Regions from separate parts of the Mus musculus genome. Here all the other regions are linked to region 1. Evidence: chromatin loops called from intact Hi-C (ENCODE). Cell type or tissue: heart. All regions are shown on one strand. Each heading gives the region's core, and the rest is flanking DNA. Links, peaks and the distances in the headings are about the cores only.

Region 1 (5,586 bases), core at 1,976-4,475:
ACGCGAAGTGTAAAGACTTGGATACATTGTCTGGGTAAAATTAGAAGTCAGAGGCAGCGCTATCCTACTAACAACCCAGCCATACCCTGAACTCTGGTAGGGAACGACCAGGAAATGGACAATAGCCACAAGAAGCCAGCAAGGACAAAGGCATTAGTTTCTGGGAGTAAAGGCTGGATTTGGAACTGACAGCCCAAGCTCCGTTAGCTCTTCCTAAAAGAAACCTCAGCCTGAGCTGCCCAGGGGACAGCTGGGCCATCTGCACTACAGGAGCCACCCAGCCAACCCTTCAGTTTGTGGCCCCTCCTCTTATCGGGTCTTTCCCAGAAGCATCATAGGAATTCTTTCCTCTCCATGGTCCCGCAGGTTGGGCTGGACCTTGCCGCGGAGGGATGGCCTGGCCACGTGACCACCCAGGAGTTAGTTTAATGTGTTTTAGGTGAGGCCGTGTCGAGTGTGCACTTCAGACTCCCCTTGTTCACCGCCCCCACAGCACGTGAGAACAAACATCACGAACATGGTGTGGAAAACTTATCCCTTTTCATATCGTAGTCCCACAGGTCAGTGCCAACCCCCGGAAGCCAGGGGCCAGCAGCTATGTGGTTGCCAAGCAGGAAGCCTTTTCTCAAATGTGTTTCTTATTGGCTGCCCACGTTTTTGTTTTTGTTTTTGTTTCTCCTTTTCCGGTGGTCCCGCCATCAGCAGAGGATGAGTCTCGTCCTTCACACCCTCCTACATTTTTACAGGTGTTATTATCTTAGGACTGCAGCTAGAGAGGTTCTATGCATTCAGGTTAGGCTTACCTGTGTAGTCCAGGCTCACCCTCCCTATTTTAAATTCTGTCAACTCAACCCTGCTCGCAAAACTCCTTTTGTCATGAAACATCACATATCCTTGGGTCTTGGGCACCATGGTGAGGACATTGGTGGGAGGTATTCTGCCTGCAGGGGGTTCAGGGGAAGAGTTGATGGAGCCTGGTGATAATTTAATGAATCTGTTATTTCTAAATGGATCAAGACCTGTAAAATATCTCCCCCATTATCTTCTAAATAGATTCCAGCTGTACGAGGAGACGGGTGGTGGGATGTGCTTTGCAGGGGTGGGGTTGGGGTGTAGAGTTGGACTGTAACTTTTCTGTCTTCTCTTTTGGATCATTGACTTACTTCTCAGGCAAGTTTCATTTGCTTAAAGCACTGTTTTATGAATGTCAACTTCTCCATGGAGACCCCTCCCCCTTTCCTCATCGTCAGCAGCTGCCCCTCCTCCAGCCGCCCACTCTCTCGCTGCTATTTGGAGTTGAAAGCTGTTCACTTTCATAAAACTCGACTTCTTGAGGTGTGTGTGGGTGCTGCTTGATTCCTGCATTGGAGACTGATTTTATTTAGAAATCACTTAAAGGATTCGTTAAAAAATGCAAATTCCTAGGCAGCTTAGGACCTCTGGAAATCTTGAAATGTCGCTTAGATAGCTGGGTGTGGTGGCACATACCTCTAGTCTCAACTTTTTTTTTAAGATTTTTTTATTTGTTATATGTAAGTACACTGTATCTATCTTTAGACACTCCAGAAGAGGGAGTCAGATCTCCTTATGGATGGTTGCGAGCCACCATGTGGTTGCTGGGATTTGAACTCAGGACCTTTGGAAGAGCAGTCGGGTGCTCTTTTTGGCTGAGCCATCTCACCAGCCCCTAGTCTCAACTTTTGAGAGGTGAGGCCCATGGATTCCTCATTAATGGGGTCAAGGCCAGTTTGAGAGCTTATCTCAAACAAACAAACAAACAAACAAAGTAGCAACGGATGTAAGGAAAAGAAAGAAGCAAAGAAACATAGAAAGAAACAAATATTTCTTAGAAGACGATCTAGTTCCTTATTCCCAAGAAGCTGTGGGGCCCAAATCCAGATCTAAGCATCTTGGTGGACCAGAGGCCTCCGATGAGAGGCTGGATTTAAAACACTGCCACCTTATGGCGGAGGGAGGAACTGCACTTGTGGTCTCTGAGTCCGGTGAGTGCCTAGTGGCTATGCTCATGTTTCATGAGTACAATGTGTGCTACTTGGGGTGTTGGGGATCCCATGATTTGTATCCTTTAAAAAGCAGGAAAAGCTGGGAAGAACGTCAAAGGTCTAGTAGATGGGTGGTTCATGGAGGAGCAATGACCCTAGGCAAGCAAGCAGTCATTAACACAGGCAGAGAGGGGACGGGAGAGGCGAGTACTTGGATTCCCACAGTTCAAGCACATCAGCGAGGGACCCAGACTGACACCAGTGCAGAGTCTTCCTTGTCTGATTGGCTGGCAGGTGATCCACCCTTCTGGCTTCCACCAGTGCCCTGGGGCCCCATCACTTTCTGACTGGGAGACTGTTCATAAGCTACTTCCTCAGGCGAATGCTTGCTGTACATTTCTTTGCCGACTTCACCCAGCTCCAGCCTTGAACAGAAGCCCTGATCCCCATAGACCCTGCCTCGGTGGGACTGGTTGACTCTCTTATCTTAGCTGCTGAGAGTCAGGTCCCAAGTAGGAGTGTCTGGGACTTCCTTCCTTTCTTGCTACTTAAAATGTCTTGATTAGATTTTCCAGCCTTATCAGCTGTGAAAGGCAGAGAGACGTCTAGCTGCAGGCAAACCCTGCCGCAGACACCTCCTGCTCAACTCTGCTCTGGAGAGTTCCTGGAAGAAGTGTGTAGCCTCTCAGAGAGGATCTGGTGTTTTAGAGTCTTCTAGGAGAGGAAAATTCAGGTGGCAATATCTTTGAGGGCAGAACAGATTTCTTGATTTAACCTTGCTTTGAAGGCCAACCAAGGTTCCCCGGCTTGAAGGCAGATCTTTCTCCCAGGCTCACCTGCAGTTCATACAGAACTTTCTCGAGGCCCAGCCATGTGGTCACCTGTTGACACTATGGAGCCGTGGATTCAAGGTCACCTAGATACGGTATCTCACAGAACATCTGACCTGGAAAGGTGCTCTCTGTCTTGTCTCTCTTGTCCCTTTAGAGGAGGGGACTCCACACCATTTGGCTGCTGTCACAGGGTGTTCTAGAACACCCTAGAGTCTGCTGACATGACATCCATTTTCTTTTAAGGTTTATTCATTTTATGAGGATGTGTGTGTGTGTGTGTGTGTGTTTGCCCACCTGTATGTTTGCACAGCTTTCCTGCTTAGTACCCAAAGAGGCCAGTAGAGGGAGTCAGGTCCCATGGACCTGGAGTTTTCCGGCAGTTTTGAGCTGCCATGTGGGTGATGGAATTAAACCTAGGTTGTCTGAAAGAAGAGTCAATGTTCTTAACTACTGAGCCCTCTCTCCAGTCCTGTATTCATATTTGAGTGCATTAAGTGGACTATGTGCATGCAGTGCCTGCAAAGGTCAGAAGAGGGCGCCAGATCCCTCTGAGCTGGGGTTAGAAATGTTTGTGACTCACAGTGGAAATCCGCTGGGGTCCTCTCCAAGAGCGCGAAGTAAGTGTTCTTAATCTTTCCAACCCTGCAATCTGCTTTCCACAGCGGGTCACTGCGGTTCTCTTAGTGCAATCTTGACGTCATTTCGGATAGAAATTTTGACAGAGAAATCTGTAAGGGCACTGGCCTTTAGTGGTTCTTCAAGTCTCAGCAATTTCTCACTGAGATAAGATGCAGACCCCTCTTTGAAGCTGACTTTGCTGAGCACTCTTACCCTCCTTCTGGAATGGCATGCTTGGAATGTGATTTCAGCTTATCAGCCTCCTCCCCAGCGGCCAAGGCAGTAGCTAGTCTCCAAGGCGTCCAGAAACCTTCACCTTCTAAGCCTCTATAAAACTGAACTTGCCCATAGCCGCCCCCACCTCTCTTCTAGTCTCAACCTGTTGGCTCTGGATCCCTCCTCCCCTGAGTGACCTCTGGTCTCTTTCAGTGCTGAATGCCCTGGGGGAGGGGAGGGGGAGGGGGAGGGGGAGGGGAGGGGGAGGGGGAGGGTAAGAATCAAAGCCATTCTAGAAACTTCTGTCTTGTACTTTGATGATTTGGAAATTCCATGGTGAAAAAAATATGGACTTCCGCTTTTAATTAATAAAAAAAAAAAAAAAAAAACACCCCTGGGCCAAACTATGGGATTAAGTCAATAATAAGTTCCAAATCCAGGAAGCAGATGTTCCGAGGCCGGTTTATTTATTCAACATGGTGTGACGCTGAGACCTAGCTGCATAAATGCTCTTACAAGACGGGAAATCCTTCCCAAGGAATTTTGTACACAAGAAGCCCCCTTTCCTGTCCCCTTATCTCCAAGGCTCTGCTTTGATGCTTTACCTCATGGCTGACTTGGTTCCCTCTGCAATTCTCGGGTCTCAGTCACCTGACCTTGAGCCAAAGACCCCTTGAGCAAATCTCCCGGACTGTAGGGAGGATAATGAATTACTCCAAATACATTTGCCTCCGCTGCTGCGTTGTCGTTAAGGAGAAATGGTACTTTAGTCTAAGAAAATGACTGTGCACTGAGATACCATTCCACCGTGAACTAGCCCTGGGTAAATTATTTTATCAGCATAATACATAATGATTTTAGAAAGCTTAAGGGATTGGAAGAGAGTCATGGGGCCCCATTCACAGAGCATGCATTTTGGCTTTTGGAGATCTGGATTTACAAAATGAAACGGATTCTCCGGCTGCCTTGGGGGCCAACGCTTTAGTTAATTTAATTTTCTGGATACATAAAGCTAATCCAGAGGTTTGTCTCAGCTCCTTAAACAATCTTAGTTCAATGTGACGGCTGGAAATGTGGCTTCCCTTTCTGAGAAACCATGTGTGGGTAGCCCTGACATGTGAACTGTGTTAGGCTGGATAGAATGGATTGAAGGTTTTATGTGATAGGGCATCTTCCTCGGTGGCCCATAACAGACTCCTTAAACTGCCTTTTACACTAAGGTTGGTGCTGGCTTCTTGTACAAAATAGGCTTGTCCTCTGGCTGTGGTAGGTATGTCACCTGCCCCACAGAGCCTGAGAACTGGGGACTTTCTCTTAGATGTTGTGGAGTACACACAAGATGTCAATTTCTCCCAAGAGCTGAAATTATTGATGTGTTTATAAAAAATATAAAGAGAAGGGAATATGTTCTATGGAAGTGTGATGCAGTATGGAGGGGAAGGGAGTGTCTCTACAGGCCCATACCAAGGCATCCCTCCCCGCTGGGGGACCAGCCACACAAAGGTATAGTATAAAATAGAGTTTATTCAGGGCATGCAGAGGGGAGTTAAGAGGGTAGTAGAGGCAGAGAAAGGCAAAGAGAGAGAGCAGTAGAGGAGAAGAGGCCGGCCATGAGCACGTGGGGTGTGGAGGTGTTGGGGGGGGGAGGGGAGGGAAGCAAAGAAACAAGAGACAACAAGAATGAGAGGAAGAATGGGGCAATCAGCCCCTTTTTTGTGGGTCAGGTCTACCTGGCTAGCCAGGTAACTGTGAGGTGGAGTTTAGACAGAATGCTGTCAATCATGACACTTGAACTTGGGATCTGGGATTGGTCAAGATGGAACTAAGTGGCAGGTCTCATATGGAGGCTTATTAAAAGACAGCGGTACAGATGCTGCCTGGAGGGGGAGGGGAGGGGTGGAGCATAGGGCATGTGC
Region 2 (5,586 bases), core at 1,404-3,903, 100 kb after region 1:
GGATCGCCCCACCTGTCTTAACTACAGGCGCCACAGCTATAAGACTCGCTTGGACCCTGAAGCATCTTCTTGTTGGGGTGTCTGTGCATCTCTGGCAACTGAAAACACCAGTTGACTGCCGGAAGCTAGGAGTCACACAAAGCTGCATTCTGTGTGTAAGAGTGTCCAATCAAACACTCCCAAAACAGGCTCGAGGAGAGACACCAGTCTGCAATGAGGAAGGAGGCTAGGAGGGTTCACCACGGAGTGTCGCATGAACCGGATGACTTGAGCCTCTGTGAAGGGGCCCGGGGTCTGGTGGGGGGCTCAGAGGGGCATTTGTGTCTGCCCCTCACACCTCAGATACTAGCTGAGCCAACGAACAGGTGAACGCGGTCCTTGTGGTTTTTCACAAAGGGAGGCGCATCAAAGCACCTGCTAAGTCAGATGGGGTTAGTCGGCATACAGAGCGAGCCCAGGTCTTGGGAGTTAAACACTTGTGTGTGCGTTGAAGAAGGGTGTGTACAAACAGAAGAATCAGAGGAGGAACTGCTACGGGTTAGCTGGGACACTACATGTCTGTGACCACAGTGCATGGCAGCCCAGGGAGTGAAACTCCTTCAAGTCTCCACCACTATACTCAGGCCTTCGTTTTTGTTTGTTTGTTTTTTTTTTGAAAGTGCTCCACAAACCTCCAGGTTCTTCCTAGGGCGCATACCACGTAAGTGACGTGAGTGTGGGGGGCTGTGTCTAACAGATAAGACCTCAAATGTACACTTCAGTAAGCTCAGAGAGCTGTGTGTTGGCATGAGGAAGAAAACGGAAAATGTGATGTCGGGACTCTGGAGGAAGCCTGCAGGGGTGGGAGTGGGGTGATATGAAGTTAGGGTGCAGCCAGGACAAAACAGCATGGTCCGAGGAGAACAGTGCTTAGGAAAGAAGGTGGGCCGGGGCTTGACAAATCTGGCTATCAACTTCGGTGCCTCTGAGGACCACAAGCACTGAACAGCACCCTGTGTATACCAAGAAAGCCACAGGAAGGCCTTCAGGGTGTCCACCCATTCACCAGCAACTGTAAAATCCCAGAGGCCCAAGAGAGGTGGCTAGCTACCCTGACTAGTCCTCATCCAACAAAGATACCATCGTGAATGTGGAAGCTATAGGCTGTCTGCCGCCTGTTCTCCGAGAAGCTTTCAGATGCAGAAGTCGGAACAGACCACAGACGGTCCAGGATCGGAACCCAGTACCACAGTGTCCTACAGAGCCTCCCACAAGCCACAGGTCTGCTCACCCTCAATTCTTCAGCTCTGTCACCACCTCACAAGGTTGCTGTGGATAGGGAACACCTGAGAGGTATCCAGAACTCTGCACAATCCAAAGTCAGTGCCTGCAGCTGTCCCCCATCCCAGACCTGCTGGGCTAAAGGATGCAATCTTATATCATCACTAGGTCAGTTCTGGGCAGGCAAGCAAGCTCTGAGAAGTGATGGGCTAGGGGGATCCAGCATGTGTACGCTGGGCCCTGGAAGAAAGCCCTCTTCCTAAAACTGGAAACTTAAGTACAAGGTCCTCTCCTCTCTTCCTTCCTTCCTCCCCTCCCTCCCCTCCCCCCACAGACACACATATATATATACACACACACAGACACACGGGGGAGGGCACACATAAATGCTTACTCCCAAGACCTGGGATCACTCTGTACACTGACTAAGCCCATCTAATTGAACAGGTGCCTTGATGTGACTCAGTACCTGGGCAAAGTTTAGCCAGTCAACTTTGCAGGAAGAGCTAATCCCATCCCACTTTCCACCCTCCCTCCCCCAAGTCACTGGCAGGATTAGCTAGGACCGTGACAAGGTTCCCAGTACACCTGCCAATTCACTCCAAGGCCAGGTGCCCTGGGCTCTGAATTTCTGAGCAGTTTATTAATGGCCCATTGTCTTCAGCACCCTCCTCCCTCTCTCAGGTTCACTCTGCAAAGAGATAATCCCTACGCTGCTTAGAAGCTCCACCACAGCTAGCTGGGACATTTAGCTCACCTCTAAATGTCCAGGTCAGGACTGAACAAAGAGGCTGCTGATGGGAAGAGGAGGGAGGCCCAGCTGGCTGAGCATCGCTCCGCAGAGAATGGAGATGCTGGACCTCCCCACTTACTGCCTCCCTCTGGTCCTTTCACCTGCTCCAGGGACATCACACATCATCTCGCTGTCTTGACTGTGTAATTTCCCCATGCATTTCTGTTAGGTGATCTTGACAGTTCTGAGGACCAGCCAGGTGCTTTAAAAGCTGCTTTGCTGCTGGGAGTTGTCTTGGGATAGTCCTATGGGGTTATGTAGCACTGGCAGGATCATCACACGGGAACGTCTGCTGTCATCACACCAGACTGTCGGCAGGGTTGAGCATTGCTAGGTGGACTGTGGGCACCTGGCCAGCATCTTTCAGGCCCCCGTCCCCTCTCTGGCTCCTATCCCTTTCCGCTCACAGATGCTCCTGTGCCACTGCCAGCAAGAGAGGCCCAAGACGCAGCCCCCACGTGCATTCTGCAACAGGAAGCACAAATCCAGAGGCGGGAAGTCCCGGCTTAACTGCAGGCAGTAAGTAATGTGTGAGGCCTTTCGTTCCCACACATCTGCCCTGACATCTGGATGCTCTTGAGGTTGAGGTAGTAAAAGAGTGGTCAGTAAGCTCGCTGAAGCCTCAGTGAGAGTGGCAGGAAAAAATGTCTTAAGGTGTTATCTGTGCTTATCGTGGGACAACTAAAAGAGGGGCTTGACTACCACCTGCCTTCCCCAGAATCTTTATGCCAACCTAGTCAAGTGGGTAATACTGGATAATACTGGATATAAATATAATAACAGTAACAACAACAGCAACAATAATAATAATGAATAACCCGTGCATTGCTTAGAAGCTCCATCATAGCAGCGAAGTCAAAGCAGCAGGAATGTGAAGCAGCAAGCCCCACCACATCCCCAATCAAGAGCCAAGAGGAATAAATATATGCGTGCTTAGTACTCACCTAGCTTTCTCCACTCTTTTACAGTCTAGGGCCCACACTAGGTTGTCTTCTCATCAATTAAGGCAACTGAGACATCACCCACAGACATGCCCACAAACTAACCAGATCCAACGGAATCTCTCTTCCAGACCCATCAAGACGCTCTTCCCTGGTGGTTCCAGACAGTGTATACCACTGACAAACTAGTCACGATTTGTCCTACACTCAGCCCGAGACAGTCACTCCTAGTGACAGATGTGCTCACCTGACAGTGGGGCTTTAAGTCTGCAGGGATTCTTTACAGGGCTAAATTGGTACGCTAACCATTAGAAGACACAGCCAACCACTGACTATATCATATCAGGCCCTGGACTCTGCTTTAGGCCCCTTGGCTGTAAGAAGGCGGCTCAGGGTTCCGAGACCAACTTCTCTGGGGTCTGTGCTCAAGACGACAGGAAATCGAGGAGGGAGAACAGACACACACGCAGGCACAGCAGCTAGGATGACTCGGGTAGCAGGATCTCTCAGATCTCATGGCTCCAGGACAAACTACCTGTGCCCCATTGCTGACTCTTGAAGCTTGGGCAAATTGCTTAGTGTCTTGGTTACTGATGCCTTGCTGGTCAGACTCTAGATTTAGAGTCCCCAGGCAATCGATGAAAGCCTGGTGGCGATGTGTTCCAAGTGTGGGAGGGAAAGGACACCATGCTCAGGGGCTCATGTGCAACTGCTGTGCACTTCAGTGGGGGCTGAAAGGCTCTGGGCCTTGCAGAAGGATGATAGTAGGAGAGAGGCAGAGCCCGGAGACCCACAAGCCGCCTGGCAGCTGCCACTGAGGAAAGGAACCAATTCCATTTTGTGATAACAATCCAACCCTCAGTGACACCTGCCTTCCTAAGAGCTCTGTGCACACACTCACCCTTGGGGATACTCCAGTCCCCCTCATACACCACTGCCTCTGCAGGCTCACAGCTTCTCTTGCCAGTTCCTAGGCCCCCTGAAAAAGGCAGCTGTTTGTAAGACTGGGCACAGCTGGCTCCAAGGGGCAGGACCACGGCTCGTGCCAGGCACACTCCACAGCACTTCTAATCGGGGTGCTTTCTTATGAGCCCCGTTACTAATCGCCATCCCCATTACAAATTGGCCTATGTCATGAACAGGCGGGGCCTGTGGTAGTGAAACATAACCTCAGGGAGATGCAGGCCAGCTCAGGTTCCCTGTCTCCTCAGCACTAGCCAGGGGACAATCTGAGGAAGGACAGGCCCCACGCTTTTCACATGTTCTGAAACTTGCCACTAGCCTGGGCTCTGAGCAACAGCCCAGCGACACCATAAAACACAGCAAGAAATAGAACCCCCACCCCACCCCACCCCACCCCCACCCCACAATCACCAAATTTCTGTGGGGCTGCACCAACCCATCCCTAAGACAAAAGCTAAAAATCCCTCACAGTTCCCTGTGTTCCCATAAGGGTCCCACACAACCAGGGATGGGACCTTGAATATTCTTCATCTTATAGCTGTGTGTCCCCCAGGCTGTCAAGAAGCTGCTGAAATCTGAAGCCCCAGTTGATCTGGGAAAGCACTCAGGGATACAGTTTCTGTCTGCAATGTGGTCCCTAGCCCCCAGGCTGAGAAAGGAGGGCAGGGCAACTAGAAGGCATGATGATGAGCCTGGCTGTCCAACCAAGGGCAGGAGGCGTCCGTCTTCCCCAGAAATGTGGTGTGGCTTAGGTCAAGATTCTGCCTCTGTGAAGACAGCTCTGTGGCTATTCCAATCTTGAAGAGGAAGGGCGGGTTGAAACTGTTACTACCCAGAACGCACAGAGCAGGCAACCTCATGTTCTAAGTCAACGAAGAGTCTTGGAGATAGACGCTCAGAAAGTGATATCTCCAGAACACCTGCACAACTGGATGGCCTGTGGGTGACCTTGGTGTCCACTGGTGGATGTTGTCCTTGTGCCCTGGCCAGCAAAAAATGGCAGGCTGCAAAACTGGCAACAAAGGACACCACTTTGAAAATAATGCCTGTGCGATTTATCTCATGGCAATAGCTATAGATTATCAATTTCTTCTCTGATTTATGTTTTCTAAGTTGTCTATAGTGAGTTTAGATTACTCAAACAAAGGCAGCATTCCCACTGGGCTCAAGTCATGAAGAGCCTTAGGCAACCCGATCTCAGGTCTAAACCTCCACCTCGACATGTTTCATGTGCTGTTTGCTGCCATACCATGCGTGTTGGCCCTAAACAATAGTTCAGGCCTGAAATTACAGCATTTGGGAGGTTGATGCAGAAGAGTCAGGAGTTCAAGGACGCCCCCAGCTACTTGGTGAGTTGAGCTCTATGAGATCCAGTCCGTCTCAACAGAGAAATACCGAAGTCCTAATCTGCAAGTGGCTCCAGGTAGCAATGGTGGGAAGAAGCTTGTTCCCTCCCACCTTCCATGAAAAGTCGTGTCAGTACAGAGGCTGCGGGGAAGGCAGGCTAGAGGTGAGATGCTGGAAAGCCTCTGTGTGCTATCCGAGAAGTCTGGGCTCACTCTGTGACACTACAAGACCCTGGGTCACCTGCAGGCCAGGAGGAGGCACCATCAGATCCATAGTCTGGCT
Region 3 (5,586 bases), core at 1,404-3,903, 280 kb after region 1:
TGGAGACAATAATTACTACAGGAAAATACAGGTTATAATTACAGGCCTATAATCAAGCCTGTGGAGCAGTTTCTCAATCAATGATTGATGTTTGAGGTCCAAATGTGGGTAATATCACCTCTGGAGCTGGCTGAGCAAACCACGAGGGAGCAAGCCCATAAGCAACTCTGGCCCCTGTATCAGTTCTTGCCTCTAGGTTCCTGTTCCTGCCTTGAGTTTCTGCCTTGGTTTCCCTGGATGATGCAGGTCTCTGTTTCCTTTCTATTGCTGTGAAGAGACACCATGACCAAGGCAACTCTCATAAAAGCAAGAATTTAACGGGGGGCTTGCTTAAGGTTTTTGAGGGTTAGTCCATGGTTATTATGGCTGGCAGCATGGCTGCACACAGGCAAGCACAGAGCTGGAGAAGTAGCTGAGAGCTTTACATCCTGATCCATAGGCAGCAAGAGAAAATGAGAGATGCTTGGCCTGGTGTGGACTTTTGAAGCCTCAAAACCCACCCCCAATCATACACCACTTCCAACAAGGTCACACCTCCTAATCCTTCCAAAACAATTCCATTAACTGGAACCGAACAGTCAAATGGATGAGCTTATGAGGGCCATTCTCATTCAAACCCCAAGTTGCTTTTGGTCATTGTATTTTATCACACAATAGAAATCTAAACATGACAATGTTGTAGCCCAGCCCGAGGCAGCTGTCGGGAGGGGGATTCTCCTCCCCTTAGAGACCTCAGGTTTGTCTCAGAAGGATTTCAACTGATGAGAGACGAGGCCCAGCCTGTAATGGAGACAAGTCATCCACATTGTTGATTATATCTACAAAACACCTTACCAGCAGGATCTATGGAGCTTGACCAAACTGGGCATCATAACCCAGCCACATGGTACATGACACCAGAGATACTGATAGTAGATTGTAGTAAAATGGGATGTTTTCTACTATTTTGTCTTGAAATCTGTTTGTTTGTTTAGATGAGTTTAAAGGTAATTCAGTTTTTGCCATCATGTGAAAACCAAGTGTTAAGTAATACTGTTACAAGAAGTAAAATGTAAATTTTGTGGTTTGGGCAACTGTAACATTTGCACCTTAAAAGGTCATTGTGTGCCTGTAACCTCTTTTTCTCCCTGTTGTATAGTCTTTTGAGACATGTTCTTGCTGGACTTGAACTCAAAATTCTTTTACCTGAGCTTCCAGTCAGGATTGCAGAAATGCATCACCACCCCTGCCTATGAGTTTCTTTAAAAGTCCTTTAAAAGACACTATCAATATAGAAGGGTACACAGCAAATTAGCATTTCTGAAGCTCAACATTTGTTTACTAAAGCATTAACTTCCAAAGACTTCTGTAGTCTTTAGACATTTATAGATGAGTAACATTAGGCCCAAAATCCATTTGAGATTTTTTTAACCCAAAGCTCTCGATGGTCCCAGTGTGGAATGTAAAGTAAATTCATTATCTTTTCATTCCTCTGTTCATCTACCAATTAAGCCATTCATCTATCTACCAATCAATATACCCAACTTTAGTCTCTCTATCCATCAACTGAGTCCCTTTCAACAGAAGACAAGTTCCCCACCTTCTGGGTGTCATTCTGAATGAACTTTGAGGACCAGGGCTGGTCTCCTTGTTGTGAGGCTAGGAAGAACCCTCCCCGACTATAGTTTATCTTCCTGTTTCCTGCCAACTCCCACTTCCTGGCTTCCTGTCTCTCAGGCACCTTCTGGGATCAAGCCCTGGCTTGCTCCTGCTGTTGGATGTCTCACCTATAAAGTGAGGAGAGTGGTGACAGTGATGCACACATCACACGACTGCTTTGATGACTCAAGGAGGCATTCTGTGTAAAATACTCCATATAATGAACATACAGCTAAGTGTCGCTAGTGCTGATCCTTCCCAATGCACCGCCTCCATCTCTAACTCAGCACTTTATGCATGGAACAACTATCTGTGTATGCTTTTGTTTAACCTCTGAGAGTGCATGCATCCTAAGGGTAGGGCATTTCTTCTCATCATGCTGTGGTTTTAGTACTTAGGATGATGCCTTGTGGATACTGGCCGGGTCCTCAGTAAATATTTGAAAAATTGGTATAAGAAAGAAAGAATTGATAGGTGGATGGATGGATGGATTGATAGATAGCTAGGTAGATAGGTAAGTATATGGGTGGAAGAATGGAGAAGACAACCTTTTATAAGCCAAGGATAGAGGCCTACAACACATCCTTCCCTCACTGTCCTAGAAGAAGCTAGCCCTGTGATACCTTACTCGCAGACTTTGGCCTCTAGAAACAAAGACACCCCACATCTGCTATGTTATGTTGTCATATTATGTCAGTTCCCATATGAGCTACATCTAGGTGTGAACTCCTAGAATCTGTCTTCCCCCAGTATGGGCTGAACAATACTCATGGCTGTAGGACAGCCACATTTAATCATTTATGAGAGCAGAAATGTAGAGGCCGCTCAGAGTTCTTGGAAGGTGGGAGAAGACCACAGCTCTGAGGCCATGCGGCATTATACTGTGATGATGGCAGCCAGTTATGCAGCTCCCCAGAGCCTGATGTCCTGAGTTGCTCCCTCCATCTGGGGCCTCTGCTTTGGCTGAGTCTCAGAACCCCTAGAGGTCTTGGAAAGGGCAGTTCCCAGGATTCCACCAGGCAAAGCTCTCAGGTCCTGGAGGGCAGGGCTGAAGCTCTTCAGTAAAGCAAACTCTGCGGGGGCTGGATGTGGTCTGCTTGAACAAGGACCAGCATTCTCTAGCATGAAAGGCTCAGCTTTAAAGAAAGTACAATACAAAAGCACTAAGATCTAAAGAGGACTCCATCTGCTCAGGCTATTTCTGGAATCCTAAGACTCTGTTCATTTACTTAATCACTAATTTGATATTTTAAAAACTTGTCCCGATTCTTTCTCTCCAATAATAAAACATTGCCATTCTCTGTGTGCTCTGAAATTCTGTTCAGGGCTAATTAACATAACTTACTTAATATGAATCTAGATGGTAATAGAATAAATCAAATCTGTAAGCATGCTGTGTTTTAAAGGAACTTCACTTCAGCCTGAAGGAAGGAATATTCTGGATTCTGTGAGGCCTGGAGAATCACCAACTTCATGATCCTCAGACAATAGTCATCTCCATGACACCTGGTATGAAGGCTCTTCTTGGTTGTCAACTTGTCTACATCTGGAATGAACAAAAATCCTACAATTGAGGGCACACCTCTGAGGGATTTTTTTTTTTTTTTGCTTAATTTGAAGTAAGTAGATTCATTTCTAATCCAGACCTTTTATGTAGAAAGACATATACCTTTAATCCAGATTTTGAGGCAGGCATACCTTTAATCTGGGACCCACCTTCTTCTGAAAGCAGAACATGAAGGAACAAAAGCTTTTGCTCTTTGCCTGCTTGCTCTTGCCTTGCTAAGAAGTCAATTTCATCACTGGTGTTAGAGTCTACTTCAGAATTCCAGTGTGTTCAGAAAACCATCTGAGACGTCCAAACTCACAGACTGAGGAACTACTGGATTCTTGGACTTTCCATTTACTGCCAGACATTGTTGGATTAACTGGTTTGCAGCCTGTAAATCACTCTAATAAATTATCTATCTATCTATCTATCTATCTATCTATCTATCTATCTATCTATCATCTATCTACCTATCTAGTAATGAACATATTCATTCTATAAGTTTTGTTACTCTAGAGAACACTGACCAGTCCACCCAGATAACAGTCACCTTTATAATACCCGGAGAACAGTCAACTCCATGATATATGAAGAAACTCAACTCCTTGATACAGTCATAAACAGTCACTGACCTGTTGTGTCCAGATGCCACCCACTGGTGTTCTCCCTGTCTAAGTGAAAGCCGTGTCTCTGAAGCTGAAGTTCCTCTTCAGAGTCCCCTAAACTGGCAAATATCCTGGAGCAAGTGGGAAACAATTTGTAAAAGTTGAATAATGAATAACCATCATATGAATAAAAAGAAAGAAAGGAGGAAGCAAAGATAGTAATGGCCAAACACAGGAAAATGTGCACTCTTAGACAAAAGGTACCAAGATACCATAGAAGGCAAGTATTTACAGTCTAAAGGTTATGTTTCAAGTTTAATTTTAAAAAGTTCAAGTTTAAATTTAAAAACTAAAATATATCAAGTGTATATCCTGCTATAGCTGCAATACAAATTAATTTAATATATCAATTTTTATTTGTCTGCTTGTTTTGCTAATGTTATATGTTAATGTTACACATCATGTACACATACATAAACATACACATATGCACAACACACAAGTACACACACGCATATACACACAATACATACCATACACACCATACACACATGTATACAACACTACACATACACACGTGCACATATGCACACACACACATGCACATATGCACATACACACATACACCACAGATAATACAAATAGCTATCCCCTTTCTGAAACATGGGAAACAGAAGTTTGGGGCTTTGGATTTATTTGGAGTTTAGTCCAGATGTGAGGTATCATGGAAATGGGACCAGAGCCTTGACACAGACTTTATTTCTGTTTCATATATACTTCATGTGCACAGCCTGAGGGTGTTATTATATGGTATATGTGTAAAGGAATTTTAATCTATCAACATGGCTACTCTGGCAAGGGATGACATCCAAAAATATGCTCTGGCTGGATAGTAGACTCACCTTTGATCCCTCTGTCTGGAATATAGATACACATCTTTGATCCCAGACAATGACATCTAACTGAAGGGCAGACAAAAATGATGAATCAGAGAAAGATTTGACAGAATGAGTCAGAGATAGGAGAGACCAGAGAGGAAATCGAGGTGGCTTAAAGAAAAATGAGGGAGACAGAATTCAATTCAGTTTAGTTCTGAGCAGTTTTGTTCAGTGAAATCAAGTTGAGTGCAGCTAGACTTCTCAGCTCAGAGCAGAAGAGTTGAGAGGAGGCAGTTTTAACCAGGACAATTTTACAGAGACGGTTGCTGATGAAGACAGAAAGAGAGAGAGAAAGAGAGAATGAGAAACAGCCAAAGATTGGAACAGATTGTCAGAGTTAGTTTGAGGCTAAGCAGAACAATTCAGTCAGAAGCTCAGAGAAGCCAGTTTGAATCAGTCAGCTTAGAGAGGAATTTGGGCCAGAACAACTGACTTAGTTGAACCAGCCAGCCAGTGTTCAGAAAGAGCTAGAAAGGGTGAGATTATTCAATAGTAAACCTCCAAGACAACAATTACATCTGGGGAATAAAAGTTACTTTTACACATATGCAGTGGGCCTCTGCTTTGACAGAGATCTGCTTGAGCTTTATGTAGTTTTCCACTTGTATTGCTAAATTAGCACCCCAAAAGCTAGGAACATTGTAGATTTTGTATTTTTTTATTAATGATGTTCAATCTGTATAACATGGTGCAATATATACTGCCATGTTAAGAATCTCTAATTCGTCTGAATATCCATCTCATAAGATGGAACTAATTCTTTGGAGGTGGTTGTACAGTAGCATTGTACATTTTAGATGCTTCTGAGTCCCATATAGAACCAGCAAGAAGAATTGAACAGCAAAATCAAAATTCA

The links. Peaks named below come from ENCODE experiments on the same cell type or tissue, not always from the same donor. Only the 100,000 strongest peaks of a DNase experiment are listed, where the experiment ranks them.
Region 2: a loop joins it to region 1, with 2.5 times the contacts of the local background. A loop is called at or near these places in 16 of 42 quality-filtered maps.
Region 3: a loop joins it to region 1, with 2.5 times the contacts of the local background. A loop is called at or near these places in 4 of 42 quality-filtered maps.

What each region holds. Positions count from the first base shown.
Region 1 is chr1:89,189,433-89,195,018 of GRCm38, reverse strand. No RefSeq gene overlaps it. Among named protein-coding and RNA genes, the nearest start is that of Gm34331, 89 kb to the right of the region's middle. In heart, for the core only: CTCF peaks have their summits at 3,129 (motif pointing right) and 3,349 (motif pointing right); DNase peaks (open chromatin) are centred at 3,368, 3,808 and 4,208; H3K4me3 peaks cover 733 bases; H3K27ac peaks cover 2,329 bases.
Region 2 is chr1:89,085,207-89,090,792 of GRCm38, reverse strand. The region is part of intron 1 of Sh3bp4 (SH3-domain binding protein 4); the gene reads right to left. Among named protein-coding and RNA genes, the nearest start is that of Gm34331, 16 kb to the left of the region's middle. In heart, for the core only: no CTCF peak of the experiment used is centred there; a DNase peak (open chromatin) is centred at 2,432; H3K27ac peaks cover 1,228 bases.
Region 3 is chr1:88,913,855-88,919,440 of GRCm38, reverse strand. No RefSeq gene overlaps it. Among named protein-coding and RNA genes, the nearest start is that of 1700067G17Rik, 99 kb to the left of the region's middle. In heart, for the core only: no CTCF peak of the experiment used is centred there; a DNase peak (open chromatin) is centred at 2,590.